Regions from separate parts of the Homo sapiens genome. Here region 2 is linked to region 1. A link is an interaction called in ENCODE POLR2A ChIA-PET data of the cell type or tissue named here. Cell type or tissue: HepG2. All regions are shown on one strand. Each heading gives the region's core, and the rest is flanking DNA. Links, peaks and the distances in the headings are about the cores only.

Evidence for each region. ChIA-PET counts read pairs that join two places held together with the same protein. Peaks named below come from ENCODE experiments on the same cell type or tissue, not always from the same donor. Only the 100,000 strongest peaks of a DNase experiment are listed, where the experiment ranks them.
Region 2: POLR2A ChIA-PET joins it to region 1 with 10 read pairs; 1 of 35 experiments calls an interaction of 5 or more read pairs at or near these places.

The regions. Positions count from the first base shown.
Region 1 is chr17:76,758,961-76,767,112 of GRCh38, forward strand. The region is part of intron 8 of MFSD11 (major facilitator superfamily domain containing 11); the gene reads left to right. Among named protein-coding and RNA genes, the nearest start is that of MFSD11, 25 kb to the left of the region's middle. In HepG2, for the core only: no CTCF peak of the experiment used is centred there; a DNase peak (open chromatin) is centred at 3,841.
Region 2 is chr17:77,160,359-77,168,510 of GRCh38, forward strand. All of the region lies in intron 3 of SEC14L1 (SEC14 like lipid binding 1), which reads left to right. Among named protein-coding and RNA genes, the nearest start is that of SEC14L1, 23 kb to the left of the region's middle. RefSeq lists an enhancer at 2,997-3,498. In HepG2, for the core only: no CTCF peak of the experiment used is centred there; a DNase peak (open chromatin) is centred at 4,493.

The sequences.
Region 1 (8,152 bases), core at 1,602-5,601:
TGAGTCAGGCACAGTGGCTCACACCTGTAATACCAGCACTTTGGGAGGCCAAAGTTGGGAGGATAACTTGAGCTCAGGAGTTCGAGACCAGCCTAAGCAACATAGTGAGACCTTATCTCTACTAAAAATAAAAAAATAAAATAAAAATTAGCTGGGAATGGTGGCACGTCCCAGCTATTAATACTTGGAGGGCTGAGGCAGGAGCATCAGTTGAGCCTGGGAGATTGAGGCTGCAGAGAATTATGATCACACCACTGCATTCCAGCCTGGGTGACAGAGCAAGAACTTGTCCCAAAAAAATAAAATACAATAAAATATATTTCTTTTTCTTTTTTTTTTTGAGATGGACTGGCACTCTGTCACCCAGGCTGGAGTGCAGTGGTTCTATCTCAGCTCACTACAATCTCCGCCTCCTGGGTTCAAGTGATTCTCCTGCCTCAATCCCCTGAGTAGCTGGGATTACAGGTGCCTGACACCACACCTAGCTAAATTTTTTGTATTTTTCTTTTTTTGAGATGGAGTCTGGCTCTGTCACCCAGGCTGGAGTGCAGTGGCGCGATCTCAGCTCACTGCAACCTCCGCCCCGCAGGTTTAAGCGATTCTCCTGCCTCAGCCTCCTGAGTAGCAGGGACTGCAGGTATGTAACACCATGCCTGGCTAATGTTTTTTTGTATTTTTGCTAGAGATGGGGTTTCACTGTGTTAACCAGGATGGTCTCGATCTCCTGATCTCGTGATCTGCCTACCTTGGCCTCCCAAAGTGCTGGGATTACAGGTGTGAGCCACCGTGACCGGCCTTTTTTTTTTTTTTTTTTTTTTTTTTTTTTGTATTTTTAGTAGAGATGGAGTTTCACCATGTTGGCCAGACTGGTTTTGAACTCCTGACCTCAAGTGATCCACCCACCCGGCCTCCCAAAGTGCTGGGATTACAGGCATAAGCCACACATATTTTCTATACGTATTATATACTGTAGACTTATAATAAAGTCAGCTAGAGAAAAGAAAATATTAAGAAAATCGTAAGGAGACTGGGCCTGGTGGCTCATTCCTGTAATTTCAGCACTTTGGGAGGCTGAGGCTGGCAGATCACCTAAGGTCAGGAGTTCGAGACCAGCCTGGCCAGCATGGCGAAACTCCGTCTCTACTAAAAATACAAAAATTAGCCAGGCGTGGTGGCTGGCGCCTATAATCCCAGCTCCTCGGGAGGCTGAGGCAGGAGAATTGCTTGAACCCTGGGGTGGGGGTGGTGGCGGGGCAGAGGTTGCAGTGAGCCATGCCACTTCACTCCAGCCTGGGCAAAAGAGCTAAACTCTGTCTCAAAAAAAAAAAAAAAGAAAATTGTAAGGAAGAGAAACTATATTTACTGTTTGTTGAGTGGAAGTGGATCATCTGGATCTTCATCCTCATCATCACATTGAGAAGGAGGAGGAGGGAGGGGGTTGGTCTTGCTGTCTTGGTTGGCAGAGGCAGAAGAAAGTCCGCACAGAAGTGGACCCCTGAAGTTCAAACCCATGTTGTTCAAGGGTCAACTGTGTAAGTAAAGTGCAAATTAGAAGCAGTTTTCTTTCTTTTTTTTTTTTAAACGGAGTGTCGGGAGTTTCGCTCTTGTCACCCAGGCTGGAGTGCAGTGGCGCGATCTCGGCTCACTGCAACCTCCACCTCTTGGGTTCAAGGGATTCTCCTGCCTCAGGCTCCTGAGTAGCTGGGATTACAGGTGAATGCCACCACACCTGGCTAATTTTTGTATTTTTAGTAGAAGTGGGGTTTTGTTATGTTGGCCAGGCTAGTCTTGAACTCCTGACCTCAGGTGATCTGTTCACCTTCGCCTCCCAAAGTTCTGGGTTATAGGCGTGAGCCACTGTGCCTGGCCAGGAGCAGTTTCTATCGGATTTCAAAAGATAAAACATAATTCTCAATATTATGGGCGGGGGGACAGGTAATTATATGCATAAGACTACATTGCTGGCCGGGCGCAGTGGCTCATGCCTGTAATCCCAGCACTTTGAGAGGCCGAGGTGGGCGGATCATGAGGTCAGGAGTTCGAGACCAGCCTAGCCAACATGGCAAAACCCCATCTCTACTAAAAATAACAAAAATTAGCCGCACACGGTGGTGAGTGCCTGTAATCCCAACTACTCAGGAGGCTGAGGCGGGAGAATTGCTTGAACCTGGGAGACAGAGATTGCAGTGAGCCGAGATCGTGCTGTTGTGCTGCAGCCTGGGTGACAAGAGCAAGACTCCATCTTGGGGAAGACTACATTGCTGATATATACTTGTAGTACTTTATAAAAAGTGATTTGTCATTAGGTATCAAAAGGGATAAAAATGTTTATAACCTTTGCCCCAGTGGAATAACCAATTTCACTAGTAAGATTATCCTCAGGAAATAATTAAATATTGTGGCAAGATCTAGCTACTAAGATGTTTATAGTAGTGAGATACTGGAAATAAGTATTCAACTGTTAGACATTAGTACATCTATATAATAGATTACCCTAGCCATAAAAATTATCTCTGTGAATGTTCAAAAAATTCTCCTGTATATTACGTGAAAACAAATGATAAAATGGAGAATATATAGTAGAATTTGTTTTTGTAAAAAATACATAGAAAAAGACTGGAAGAAGATTCATTAAGGTGTTAGATTCTGCCTTTTTAAATTGAGATATAATTCATATACTGGCCGGGCGCAGTGGCTCACGCCTGTAATCCCAGCACTTTGGGAGGCCGAGGCGGGCGGATCATGAGGTCAGGAGATCAACACCATCCTGGCTTACATGGTGAAACCCCATCTCTACTAAAAATACAAAAATTAGCCAGGCGTGGTGGCGGGTGCCTGTAATCCCAGCTACTTGGGAGGCTGAGGCAGGAGAATGGCGTGAACCCAGGAGGCGGAGCTTGCAGTGAGCCGAGATCACGCCACTGCACTCCAGCCTGGGCGACAGAGCTAGACTCCGTCTCAAAAAAAAAAAAAAAATTCATATACCATATGATTCACCCATTTAATCAATCTAAAGAATCCATTGCAAAGTCAGTACAATTTATTATATTCAGAGTCGTGTAACCATCACTTTACTCAATTTTAGAGCATTTTCCCTGTGCACATTAGAGTCACTTCTCATTCCAGCCTCCTAATGCAACCTCCCTAAGGCACTCCCAACTTTCTCCCCTTTCACTACTATTGCACCCATTCCTCTACTTTGTCTATAGATATGCTTATTCTGGACATTTTATGTAAATAGAATCATACAACATGTGGTCTTTAGTGCCTGGTTTCTTTTAACATAATGGTTTCAAGGCTCATTCATGTCACAATATATTATAAAATTTGAGTCATTCCTATATTTTATGTATTATGAGTTTCAGGGGTCTGTCCTGCAGACCCTGACCCAACAATGGATGAATAAAGTACACTGACACACAGATATTCTGCTTTGCCAGTTTGGCTGAGCATCCGGGCAGCTTATAGACTCCACGCAGAGTGCTGTAAACAGTTGGAGATGGAGACCATCCTGGCTAACACGGTGAAACCCCGTCTCTACTAAAAATACAAAAAAATTAGCCAGGCGTAGTGGCGGGCACCTGTAGTCCCAGGCTGAGGCAGGAGAATGGTGTGAACCGAGGAGGTGGAGCTTGCAGTGAGCCGAGATCGCGCCACTGCACTCCAGCCTGGGCGACTGAGCGAGACTCCGTCTCCAAAAAAAAAAAAAAAAAAAAGCGGCCTTGACCAGCTAGTGAGACTCACATTTATTCAGTAAATATTAATTGACAAAGGCTTGAGTCAACACCACTAGAGGGTAATTGACATCGTGGACTTCCCGAGTAGAAAGCAATTAAGCACCGGCGGGAAATCAAAGGTTAGCCTTAGGACCACAAGAGTAAACAAGCTATTTAGATAAACTCCCCACATTCCTTTTTTTTTTTTTTAAACTCCCCACATTCCTTTGTTTCTACTGTAATTTATTTAACTAAGGGGACAAGGCTGCCTTCAGCTAAGTTTATCACTGGAGCTTATGCAAACGCCCCAGGCCTTCCAAGAAGGTTTGCGTCTTATAATTTTCCCCACCATCCTGACTGAACTCCCCCAATGGTAATACATAAAGTTCGTGTACAAGTTTTTGTGTGGATGTGTTTTCAGATCTCTTTGATGCACACCTAGGAATGGTGGAATTGCTGGGTCATGTGGTATCTGACTGCTTAGCCTGTGGGGGAACTGCCAGATTGTTATACCACTTTACATTTCTACTAGCAGAGGATGAGTTTGTCAGTGTTTCCACGTGCTTGCAGTTATTTTCTGTTTTTTTGTTTTTTGTTTTTTTTTTTGAGGTGGAGTATTGCTCTGCCACCCAGGCTGGAGTGCAGTAGCACAATCTCGACTCACTGCAACCTCCACCTCCCAGGTTCAAGTGATTCTCCTGTCTCAGCCTCCCTAGTAGCGGGATTACAGGTGCATGCTACCCCTCCCGGCTAACTGTTATATTTTTTGTAGAGATGGGATTTCACCATGTTGGCCTGGCTGATCTTGAATTCCTGATCTCAAGTGATCCACCCGCCTCAGCCTCCCAAAGTGCTGGGATTACAGGCGTGAGCCACCGTGCCCGGCCCTAGTTAGATCCTTTGCCCATTTTTAAATTGGATTCTGTTTTTATTAATGAGTTGTAAGAGTTCTTTATATATTCTAGATAAAAGTTCTATATATATGATTTACAAATATTTTCTCCCATTTTGTTTCAGCAAACGCTCTAGGAAAACAAACAAATGTTTTCTCCCGTTCTATAGATTGACTTTTCATTTTCTTGATAGTATCTTTTGAAGCACAAAACTTAAAAAAAAAAAATTCCCCCAACTTTATCGAGGTATAACTTACAAAAATTGTATATATTTATGAGGTACAACATGTTTTTGTTTTTGTTTTTTTTTTGAGGCAGAATCTTGCTCTGTCACCCAGGCTGGAGTACAGTGGCATGATCTCAGCTCACTGCAGCCTCCTCCTCCTGGGTTCAGGCAATTCTGGTGCCTCAGCCTCCCGAGTAGCTGGGATTACAGGGGTATACCACCATGCCCAGCTAATTTTTTTGTATTTTTAATAGAGATGGGGTTTTACCATGTTGGCCCAGCTAATCTTGAACTCTGGGCCTCAAGCAATTCGCCTGCCTCCCGAAGTGCTGGGATTACAGGCGTGGGCCCTAGCACTCGGCCACGTGTTTTGATATATGTATACATTGTGAAATGATGGTCACACTCAAGCTAGTTAACATATCCATCACCTCACATAGTTATCTTTTTTTTGCATGTGTAATGAGAACATTTAAGATCTACTTTCCAACCAAATTTCAAGTATACAATAGAGTGTTATTAACTGTCAACACCAAGTTGTACATTAGATCCTCAGCACTCACTCATCCTGCCTAACGAAAACTTTGTACTCTTTAACCAACGTCTCCCTATTTCCCCCACCCTCCAGCCCCGGCAACCACTATGCTACTCTCTGCTTCTATGAGTTTGACTTTTTAATATTCCCCATATAAGTAAGATCATGCAGTATTTGTCTTTCTGTGTCTGGCTTATTTCACTTAGCGTAATGCTCTTCAGGTTCATCCACGTTGCCCTAAATGGCAGGATTTCCTTTTGTAAGGCTGAATAATATACCATTGTATATACCACATTTTCTTTATTCATCCGTTTAAGGACACTTAGTTGTTTCCATGTCTTTGCTATATAATTAATACACACACACACACACACATATACATATAATAGTGCTGTAATGAACATGGGAGTGCAGCTATCACTTTGAGATACTGCTTTCATTTCCTTTGGATATATGCCCAGAGGTAGAATTGCTGGATCATAACATGTTTTTAGTATTTTGAGGACCTTCCATATTGTTTTCCATGTTCGCTGTACCAATTTACATCCTCACCAATAGCGTACAAGGGTTGTCTTTCCTCCACATCCTCACCAACACTTGTTACCTTTTGTCTTTTTGATAATAGCCATCCCAACAGGTGTGAGGGGATGTCTTACTGTGGCTTTGATAAAGTTTTTAATTTTGATGTAGTCAATTTGTTTAGTTTTTCTTCTGTTGTGTGTGCTTTTGATGTCCTAAGATTTTGCTTCACCCCAGGTCCTGAAAATTTACTCCTATATTTTCTTTTAAAAGTTTTTTTAGTTTTAGCTCTTACATTTAGGTCTGTGATTCATTTTCAGTTAATTTTTACATATGGTTTGAGATGGAAATCCAGCTTTATTCTTTTGCATGTCAATATCCTGTTGTAGTCACGCCATTTGCTGAAAAGTCTGTTTTTTTGTCACTCTTGTCAAAAATCAATTGACTGTAGATATAAACATTTATCTCTAGATAGATAGATATATTCTTATGCCAGTACCATGCTGTGTTGAATCTTGTATATTTTGAAATTGGAAAGTGTGAATCCTCCAACTTTGTTACTTTTCAATATTATTTTGGCTATTGTGGGTCCCTTGAATTTCCTTTTTTTTTTTTTTTTTTTTTTTTTTTTGAGACAGGGTGTTGCTCTGCCGCCTAGGGCGGAGTACAGTGGCTTGATCAGAGCTCACTGCAGCCTCAACCTCCCAGGCTCAAGCGATCCTCCCATCTTAGCCTTCCAAGTAGCTGGGACTATAGGTGTGCACCACCATGCCTGGCTAATTTTTGTAGTGTTTTGTAGAGACAGGATTTCGCCATGTTGCCCAAGCTGGTCTTGGCTCAAGCGATTCTCCCAAGTCAGCCTCCCAAATTGTTGGGATTATAGGCATGAGCCACCAGGTCTGGCCATGAATTTTAGGATCAATCTATTTCTGCAAATAGATTGATGGGTTTTTTAATAGACTTTATTTTTTAGATCATTTTATGCTCATAACAAAACTGGGCAGAAAGTAGAGTTCCCATGTGGCCCCTATACCACATGTATGGAACTTCCCTCTGTTATTAATGTTCCCCACCAGAGCACATTTGTTATAATGAGCCTACACTGACATGTCGTTATCACCTAAAGACCATGGTTTACGTTAGGATTCACTCTTGGTGTGGTACCTTTTATGGGTTTGTACAAATATATAATGACATGCATTCATCATGATAGGATCATACTAGATAATCTTTTAGAATTTCTTTTTGTTAGCTAAGTCTTCTGATTTTTCTAAAATGAACATGTGGCCAGGAGTGATGGCTCACGTCTGTGATCCTAGCACTTTGGGAGGCCGAGGTGGGTGGATCACCTGAGGTCAGGAGTTCGAGACCAGCCTGGCCAACATGGCAGAACCCCTTCTCTACTAAAAGTACAAAATAATTAGCCGGGCATGGTGGTATGGGCCTATAATCCCAGCTACTCAGGAGGCTGAGGCAGGAGAATCGCTTGAACCCTAGAGGGGGAGGCTGCAGTGAGCCAAGATCGCGCCACTCTACTCCAGCCTGGGTGACAAAGTGAGACTCTGTCTCAAAAAAAAAAAAAAAAAAGAAAGAAACCTAAATAAATAAATAAAATAAAATGAACATGCTTTGCTAGTAGTTTTTTAAGTTAAAAGTATTGTTTTAAACTTTGCACTGGTTGTGTATTTTTTTGCTGGAAATACTTGAAAATGATTGGTACAAAATGTCTTCTTATATTTATTCTTAGTATAGTTCAGTGAAATTAGAGAAAAAAGTATCCTTTCTTACATATGGAGAGATTTAGGCCAGTGTTTGTGACTTAGGTAAGTTTCGTGGCCAGCAGATATATCACAATTAAAATCTGGATCCACTGTTAGTTTTGTGTACTAGAGTAGTGGTCCTTAAATTATGAAATGTGAATAGGTTCCAAAAAAGTCAGTTAAATGTGGAGTTTTTAGAAATGCATTATCCATTGCAGATTTCAACTAAATAAACAGTGTAAAAGCAAACATTAAAGTGACTAGAAACAAATATGCACAATGCAAGTTTCAGTCCTCAGAGCTACAGAGTCAGAATCTTGGGAAGTGGTGCCCAGCTTCTGTATGGCCAAAAAGCTGCCCTGTGATTCTGATCTTGAGTCCACTCTTAAAGCTGCTCCATGATAATTCTTTAGGGAAGTCAGTGCTTTGCTGATTGTTGACTCTCTCAAGAGCCTAACGGTTAATCATGCCTTTTGAAGTACTTTGTTGTTTTGTTTGATTCT
Region 2 (8,152 bases), core at 2,714-6,713, 400 kb after region 1:
GCTATTTTGTTGTTAGAGAGAGATTTGTACTCAGTTTGCTCTTTATTAGACCAAAAATTTTTCAGATTAGGAATGGTTTTTGAATATCATGCATGTTTTGGTTTCCTTTGGATGCTTTCAGCATCATGTGATTGCTTTAAACACATGAAAAGCAAAGAGAAATAAAACCTTTCGTAGCCCTGTAGACATTCTTGTTTGCCTAGGGCTTAAGTGATTGTGGCATGCAAAGTATTTGACATTCAAGATTTATTGACGGAGACCAGGTATCTTAAGTATAAAGATTTGTATTTAAAGATGTGTATACCTCCATTTTTTTCTAACTAGTGTCTTTATAATTCTCTAACAGGGATTGGTTGTCTTTGTACTTTTATTTTGATAATCGAAAAACTACATGGATGCGTTGAGATCATCTGTATAGCATGCTTACAGCTGAGCACTATCAGCACATGGTTAGCTTTTATTTTTTGTGGACAACAAATAATACTGTTTTAATGGCTGAAAGTAAATACAAAAAGAATAGGGATGAAATTACTATGTAAGTGATGTGTTTGAGCGAACTATAGACTGGGGTGCTTACTTTGCAGATGGGGAGCTGTACAAATAAAGATTTAAATAGAGTAAAACGATGGGAGTAGTGAGTCATCAGACAGCTTCTGTCCAGTTTGAAAGAAGCTGTGCCCCTCCTGTTCAGTTCCATATTCATTTTGAAGGGGAAATTGGTCTTCAACAAATTGTCATTTTCCCCATGAAATGTATGTTGTTTACATTTTATAATTGTATGAGCTTTTTTGTTTTAGAAACTAGTTTGTTTGCACCTATTTAAGTAACGTTATAATAAAAATAACTGGCCAGTCAAGGTGGCTCACGCCTATAATCCCAGTCCTTTGGGAGGCCAAGGCAGGCAGATAACTGGGGGTCAGGAGTTTGAGGCCAGTCTGGCCAACATGGTGAAACCCTGTCTGTACTAAAAATACAAAAATCAGCTGGGCATGGTGGCACCCACCTGTAATCCCAGCTCCTGGGGCGGCTGAGGCGAGAGAATCACTTGAGCCGCGGGGATGGGGGTGGGATGGAGGTTGCAGTGAGCTGAGATTGTGCCACTGCACTCCAGCCTGGGCAATAAAATGATACTCTATCTCAAAAAAAAAGTTAATTAAAAAATAAAAATAACTGGTCAATAGACTGAGTTCTGCAAGGGGGAAAAAGTAACTGGTCAACATTAAAGGTTCAAGGACACGTTTCTCTTTTAAAAGGAGGGTTTGTACATGACTCAGGCTTCATGAAGGATTTCTTTGCCATAGAGATTTTGCTTTACTTTCATGAATCCAAATCAGCTGGGTCCTTAAATTGGTTCTTTTTTTTTTTTTTTTTTTTTTTTAAACAACCAGAGGTTAAGGAAGGGAGGGGAATAAACATCCTTGTATTTTCCTGTTTGTGTTTAACATGAGTGCCTGGTTGGCTCAAGTACTATATTTTAATTTTTGTTTGTTTCCCTTCCCTCCCCTCCCCTCCCCTCCCTTCCTTCCTTCCTCTCTTTCTCTCTTTCTTTCTCTTCTTTTCTTCTTTCTTCTTCTTCTTTTTTTTTTTTTAAACAAACCCTTGTGTTGAGGGCTGACTTTCAATAGATCGCAGTGAGGGAGGTGCTCTGCTACATACAAATCCCCGACCCAGAATTCTGCAGGTCGTCTATGAATGGTTTAGAGCCAGGTTCCCCACGAACATGGGTGGCCCAACGGGCAAGGGGGCGACTGCCTTTCCCAGGACGAGGGGCTTTCTGCACCGGACCCCAGTCCTGGCGCTCGGCGGGGGAGGGACCGGCTCTCTGAGGCCATTGGAGGCCAACCGAGGCCCCACGGGCACTGCTGTATCCGTCTGCCTGGGTGGGATTCTGACTTAAAGGCGTTCAGTCATAATCCCACAGATGGTAGCTTCGCCCCATTGGCTCCTTATTGTGGCTCAAGTATTTTTAAATATGGGCAACCCTTCAGTGCAAGGAATCAAATTAGTACTGATTTGACAGCCATTTTAATTGAAGTTGATATTGACTGGTAAGGCTGAGATGAGAATGGAAAATAGGAATGACAGTGTCTTCAATTTCTTCTGGGTGTAATTTAGATCTGTGCAAAGTAACATGATGTATATTTTGACTGCATTATTACCACATGGTGGAAAGGTTAAAAAAATGTGTTGTGGACCAGGTGCGGTGGCTCACACCTGTAATCCCAGCACTTTGGGAGGCCGAGGCAGGTGGATCACCTGAGGTCGGGAGTTCGAGAGCAGCATGACCAACATGGAGAAACCCGTCTCTACTAAAAATACAAAATGAACTGGCGTGGTGGTACGTGCCTGTAATCGCAGCTACTCGGGAGGTTGAGGCAGGAGAATCGCTTGAACCGGGGAGGTGGAGGTGTCGGTGAGCCGAGATGGTACCATTGCACTCCAGCCAGGGCAACAAGAGCGAAACTCTGTCTCAAAAAAAAAAAATGTGTTGTGGATTCTCATAGTCATGTTTTCTTTTTCATGAAGGACATTTTGGAGTGCTTTGTAGGTGATGTTAAGATCCTCACCTAAAACTATATCATGTTTTTACCTTTAAAAGCTTAAAACACTTAAAGCTATTTAGTTTGAGAATATTGGCCACGTACCAGGGAGACAGGGGAGTTCGGTATGCCATCGGCCAATAGGACACAATTCTCCAGCAGCTTCTGCCTCCTGGACTCTTGTTACTTCCTGGAGGGGATTGACGTAGCTCCTGCCGCTGTGCTTGGTCTGGAGCTTGCAGTGGCAACTGAGCCCCTTGAGTTCTGCTCTCAGCGAGTATAGAGTCTGTGAAAATCGATGATACGAATTGGACTTACCCTGTCACACCCAACTAAACTGGAGTCGAGGGACCAGGGGAGAAGAAAAGCTGGGACACAGAGCGTCTGCCCCGGGATTATCTTGAAGGCCAGCTGCCAAAGTGACCTGCTGTAACTTTAAGACCAGTGTTAACTCCTTGCTGCTGAAATGAATTACTGTGACTCTAAGACTGGTTCAGTCAGAGCTTGCCAGCTCCCAAAAACTTCACTAGTACCAATGAGTTTTCAAAACAGTATGTCACCTTTCTTTCTTTTCTTTCTTTTTCTCCTCCTCTTCCCTCCTCTTTGGTTTTATACTTTAGCTATGAAGGCCATTTACCAGAGTCAAACTTGTTGTTAACAAGCAGAATTTTTAAGTTCATTCAGAGAGTCCCTCAGACTTTTCTGAGCCTGTTCACTTGCAGAGAGCAGACGCTGTCACCATGTTCTTCGTGTCATGCATTCACATGGATATTCAGTCTTCATATGCTGTCAAGTTTCTTTAAGATCAAAGGAGCGGCTCGCAGCGGGGCCACATAGATGATGACTTTTCTCTTTCTCATAAAACCCCCAGCCTTCCGTTTTTTCTTCGCACATACCGAAGAGCACCTGGTCTTTCTCTATGCCCCAAGTTGCAATTCTCTTTTCCCAAATGAAACTGTTTTAGGGATTCAGCTTTATATTTTTATTTGACCTTGACAAGCCCAGGGTGAAGATGATACTGCTTGGCCTGGAGAGGAGCCTGGGCTCCTGGGTGGCAGCCAGGGATCCTGCCACTGAACCGCAATTTGCAAAATACTTAAAGAACATATAACAGGTCTAAGAACAACATTTAGAGAGTGCTTGTGTGGCAATATCTTGTTTATTGCCCACACTTACTTTGTGGGTAGGCTCTTTCATCCCACTTTACAACTGAGGAAACAGGTTGAAATTGGTTACTAAGTGATTGCCCTGACCTGGCTGCCTCGCCTGCTGACAGCGGTGTGGGCTGACCCGGTACCGTGCCCCCGAGCAGGCAGAGCGCCTGTGCCCACCTGGAGGCCATCAGCCCACGGCGCTCAGGCACTTGGCTTTCATAATTCCCAACAGGGCCAGTTTGCAGTCTTTGCTTTAAAAGACCTCTCTGGGAGTCACTCTGAACCAATTCTGGTTTGAGGGAGGACTGCCCAATTTGGTCAATTAAACTCAATTTTTTGAAAAACCTCCCAATTTCCCCCCACCTCTTTTCCCTTTTGCTCTGTCTGGTGTGATCCGTCTCCCTGCTGGGCAGTAACCCTTTTTCCCAGCGCTCCCCCTTTGTTGGTGGCTTTCCTTCTGTTTGCTTGGACAGGAGGCCTTTGCTTCCAGGTTGTCCAGCTGGGATTCAAATCAAGGTCCATTGACACAAGAGCCCAGGCTCTAATTTGCTCTGCCATATGCCTCCCCGGTTTGTGTCTTAGTCCTAGAATGACAGTGCTGGAGGAGTGGAGGGAAAGGACACTTGGATAGCTGAGTTGCAGACATGATAATTGGGTGGGTGCGGGTGAGGGTGGTGGTGATGCGGAGTGGGAGGAAGTTGCTAGGAAAGCTGAGCTTAAAATAGCTGAAGGCCATAGATACTGGTACAGTGTGGAGTCTGGCAGATAATTGTGTGGCAGAGAAGGCTTTTGTCCTGAGAATAGTAGATGACCTCCCAGAACTGTGGGAACAACAGTCTCATGTTTACATTTATTCAGGCCACAATGGAGCTGAGCAATTCGCTTCCTGACATGAATTCTTTCTCTTCCAAGTAGATCGTGTTTCCTTATTCTGTGGAAAACGTTAATGCCATTAGAAGCCAGATTGAGGGCTACCTGTAACCGGAAACCTCTGCAGAGAACATCCTGTTACTCAGTACCCCTTTTTCTTCATTTATTTTATGAAAGTTCCCTTTCCACTTGACTGATATTTATCTTCAGGGCCATATTTTCTCCTTCTGTCAACCGAATATAGTATACGTAGCTAATCAATGAATTAGATAACTAAATCCATATATTTCCTCTTCTTCTGTGAACCCCGAATATCTGAGACAGGTCTTAGTTAATTTAGAAAGTTTATTTTGCCAGGATTGAGGACGTGCCTGTGACACAGCCTCAGGAGGTGCTGACAACATGTGCTCAAGGTGGTCAGGGCACAGCTTGGTTTTACTTATTGTAGGGAGACAGGAGACATCAGTCAGTATATGTAAGATGTACATTGGTGCTGTCCAGAAAGGCGGGACAACTCGAAGCAGGGAGGGGGTCTCCAGGTCGCAGGTGGGTGAGAGAGGCAGCCAGAAGCATTTTTCTCAGTGAGTAGAGGGGTGACTTTGAGTGGAATGGGAGGCAGATTTGCCTCCCAGTTTGACTTTTCCTTTTAGCTGAGTGATTTTGGGGCCCCAAGATTGATTTTCCTTTCACAATTTATATGATAAGGGGAGTGTTTTATTCCCAGTGCCTGAACTGAAGTATGATCATTTTTTTTGCCATTATCTTCCTTTGGCCTTTTCTTTTCTCTGTAGAAGGCAGGAGACCTAATATGCTCCTATTTATACCTAGTTCCTTTTTTTAGTCGGCTAATTATTTACTTAAAATAACTGGTTCCTAGCAAAGTCTCATGAGATTTACATCTTGTAATTTTAGGGTCATGAGTGAGATAATTATTTTAGTTTGGTGAACACATGGATTTTATTTGGTGCATTTCCAAAGTTTAGTAGAAAAGATAAATGTCAAATGAAAATGTTTAGTGTTTTAAACTGTTTGCATTCAGAAGGTCCCCCTCCTCATCTTGTGCATAGCTCAGCTGGTTCCTGGACTGTGGGCCTGACAGCGGCTTTACTTCATTGCCAATAGTGTCTTCCTCCTTGAGAGGTTCATGTGTTGCACAGAACAGTAGCCACACTTATTGAGTATTGTACTTATTCTTTGTTTTTGAGATGAGATCTTGCTATGTTGCCCAGGCTGCTGTCGAACTCCTGGGCTCAAGTGATCCTCCCACCTTGGCCTCTCAAATTGCTGGGATTACAGGCCTGAGCCATCATGCTTGGCCCCCTACTTATTCTGTGTCAGGGCCTGCCAAACATTTTATGTTTTCTTATTTAATCTTTCAACAATGCTGCAAGTTGAAGATGATGAAGAAATTGAAGCTTAATGAAATTAAATAGCCTCCCCAAGGACCACTTTTAATGGTGGAACTGGGATTTGAAGCCAGATCTGCCTCTTCTAAAGCCTGTGCTCTGAAATAGAATGGTAACTGGAGTGGGGCAGACCTGGGTTCATATCCTGGGTTCAAATTCTCTCAGCCTCTGTTTTCTCATTTTAAAATGGGAGAAACACTTATGTCATGGAAAGATGAGACCTATTAAGGGCCGGGTGCAGTGGCTTATGGCTGTAATCCCAGCACTTTGGGAGGCTGAGGCAGGTGGATCACTTGAGGTCAGGAGTTCAAGACCAGCCTTGCCAACATGGTAAACACCTGTCTCTACTAAAAATAAAAAATTAGCCAGGCTGGGTGGCGCACACCTGTAGTCCCAGCTACTTCAGAGGCTGAGGCAGGAGAATGGCTTGAACCTGGGAGGTGGAGGTTGCAGTGAGTGAAGATCGTGCCATTGCACTCCAGCCTGGGTGACAGAGCAAGACTCAGTCTCAAAAACAAAAAACAAGAAAAAAACAAAAATAAATAAAGATTGTACCTATTAAATGCAGTAATCTTTGGGAAGCTGATTAGGGTGCATGCGTACTAGGCTCTCCATATATACATGTTGGTTTGATCATCCCTCTGATGTGTTTCTCCCCAGATGAAAGCTCTTCATGGGTAGGACCCTTGTCTTGTGTTCATGTGTCCTCAGCCCTGTGCCTGTTGGAGAAGGGAGTGAATGTTGAATAAGTAATGTTAGAAATTTTTCTAGGTTCTTAAAAGAAGCTTGTTTGTCTTTCTGTTTTCTTTTCTTTTTCCTTTTTTTTTTTTTTTTTTTGAGACAGTTTCCCAGGCCAGAGGGCAGTGGTGTGATTACTGCAGTCTCCACCTCCCAATTCATTGTTGAAGCAATTCTCCTGCCTCAGCCACCTGAGTAGCTGGGATTACAAGCACGCAGTACTACACCCAGCTAATTTTTGTATTTTTAGCAGAGAAAGGGTTTTGCCATGTTGGCCAGGCTGGTCTCAAACTCTTGGCCTCAAGTGATCCACCCACCTTGGCCTCTCGAAATGCTAGAATTACAGACATGAGCCACTGCGCCTGGCCAGTTTTCTTATACCATGAGCACAATAGGTTTTTACCTTTGGCCAATGGGTTACTTGATTGCTTTTGTTTCTTTTTTTCATGTTTAATGGAGTTTATTTTTTAGAGCAATTACAGGTTTATAGAAAATTGAGCAGCTAGTACAGAGAATTACCATATACCTTCTCCTTCCACCTTACAAATTTCCCTATTATTAACATCTTGTGTGATACTGATGCAGGATTTTTTGCTTAGCTCAGCTAGGTCTGGGTTCTTGTCTCATGACCAGGAGGAAGTAGACACACGGACACTCAAAGAGTGAGCAAGGCGGGAAGTTTTATTGAGTGATGAAGCAGTTTTTAGTGGGGAGGGTACACAGGGTTACTCCCTCTACCCAAAGGCAAGAGAGTTCTTTGTGTTGGGAACAAGTAAGCGGTGCTGAAGAGAAAAACCAGTATTGAGACAAATTATTTCTCAGCAAGGCAATTTACTTCTGCAGAAAGGTGCTGCCTGTTACAACCGCAAGAGTACACCGAGCAAAGGAGGGAAGGGGTTTTTATCCCTAATGCAGTTCCTGTCCCTGTGTCCTTCCCCTGTTGGCTAGGGTTGGACCATACAATCTAAACTGATGCCAGTTGGCTAAGACTTAAACTTTTTCTAATAGGTAAATGCGTGATTTGTAAGAGAAGGAGGGGGTAGGAGTGGTCTGTCCATTACGGTACGGGGCATGTCGGGCCACAAGCGTGGGAGGGTTGTTCGGAGGCTAGAAACAAGGGAGTATAAGGAGGTTGGGCTTCTGAACAAAGAGCAAGAACGTTACACAGTTAAACCCTTTGAAGAGGAATTCATCATCTCTGGCAATTTCCCCCTTTGTCTTTTGATAATTCTTCCTCTTCACATTTTTTTAACATGATTTGGCTCTGCTGTTCTTCTCGATCACCTAGGAACAAGAGCCTATTTGAGTATAGAGGAGGAGAGGTAGGGGAGGTTTTGTGAGAGCTGTTTCTATAAGTCCTTGCATTAACCCATGGATACAGGGTATGATGCAGCATCCTACATATGAGTACACCTGTAACAATTGCAAGAGAGGTTAATATTGA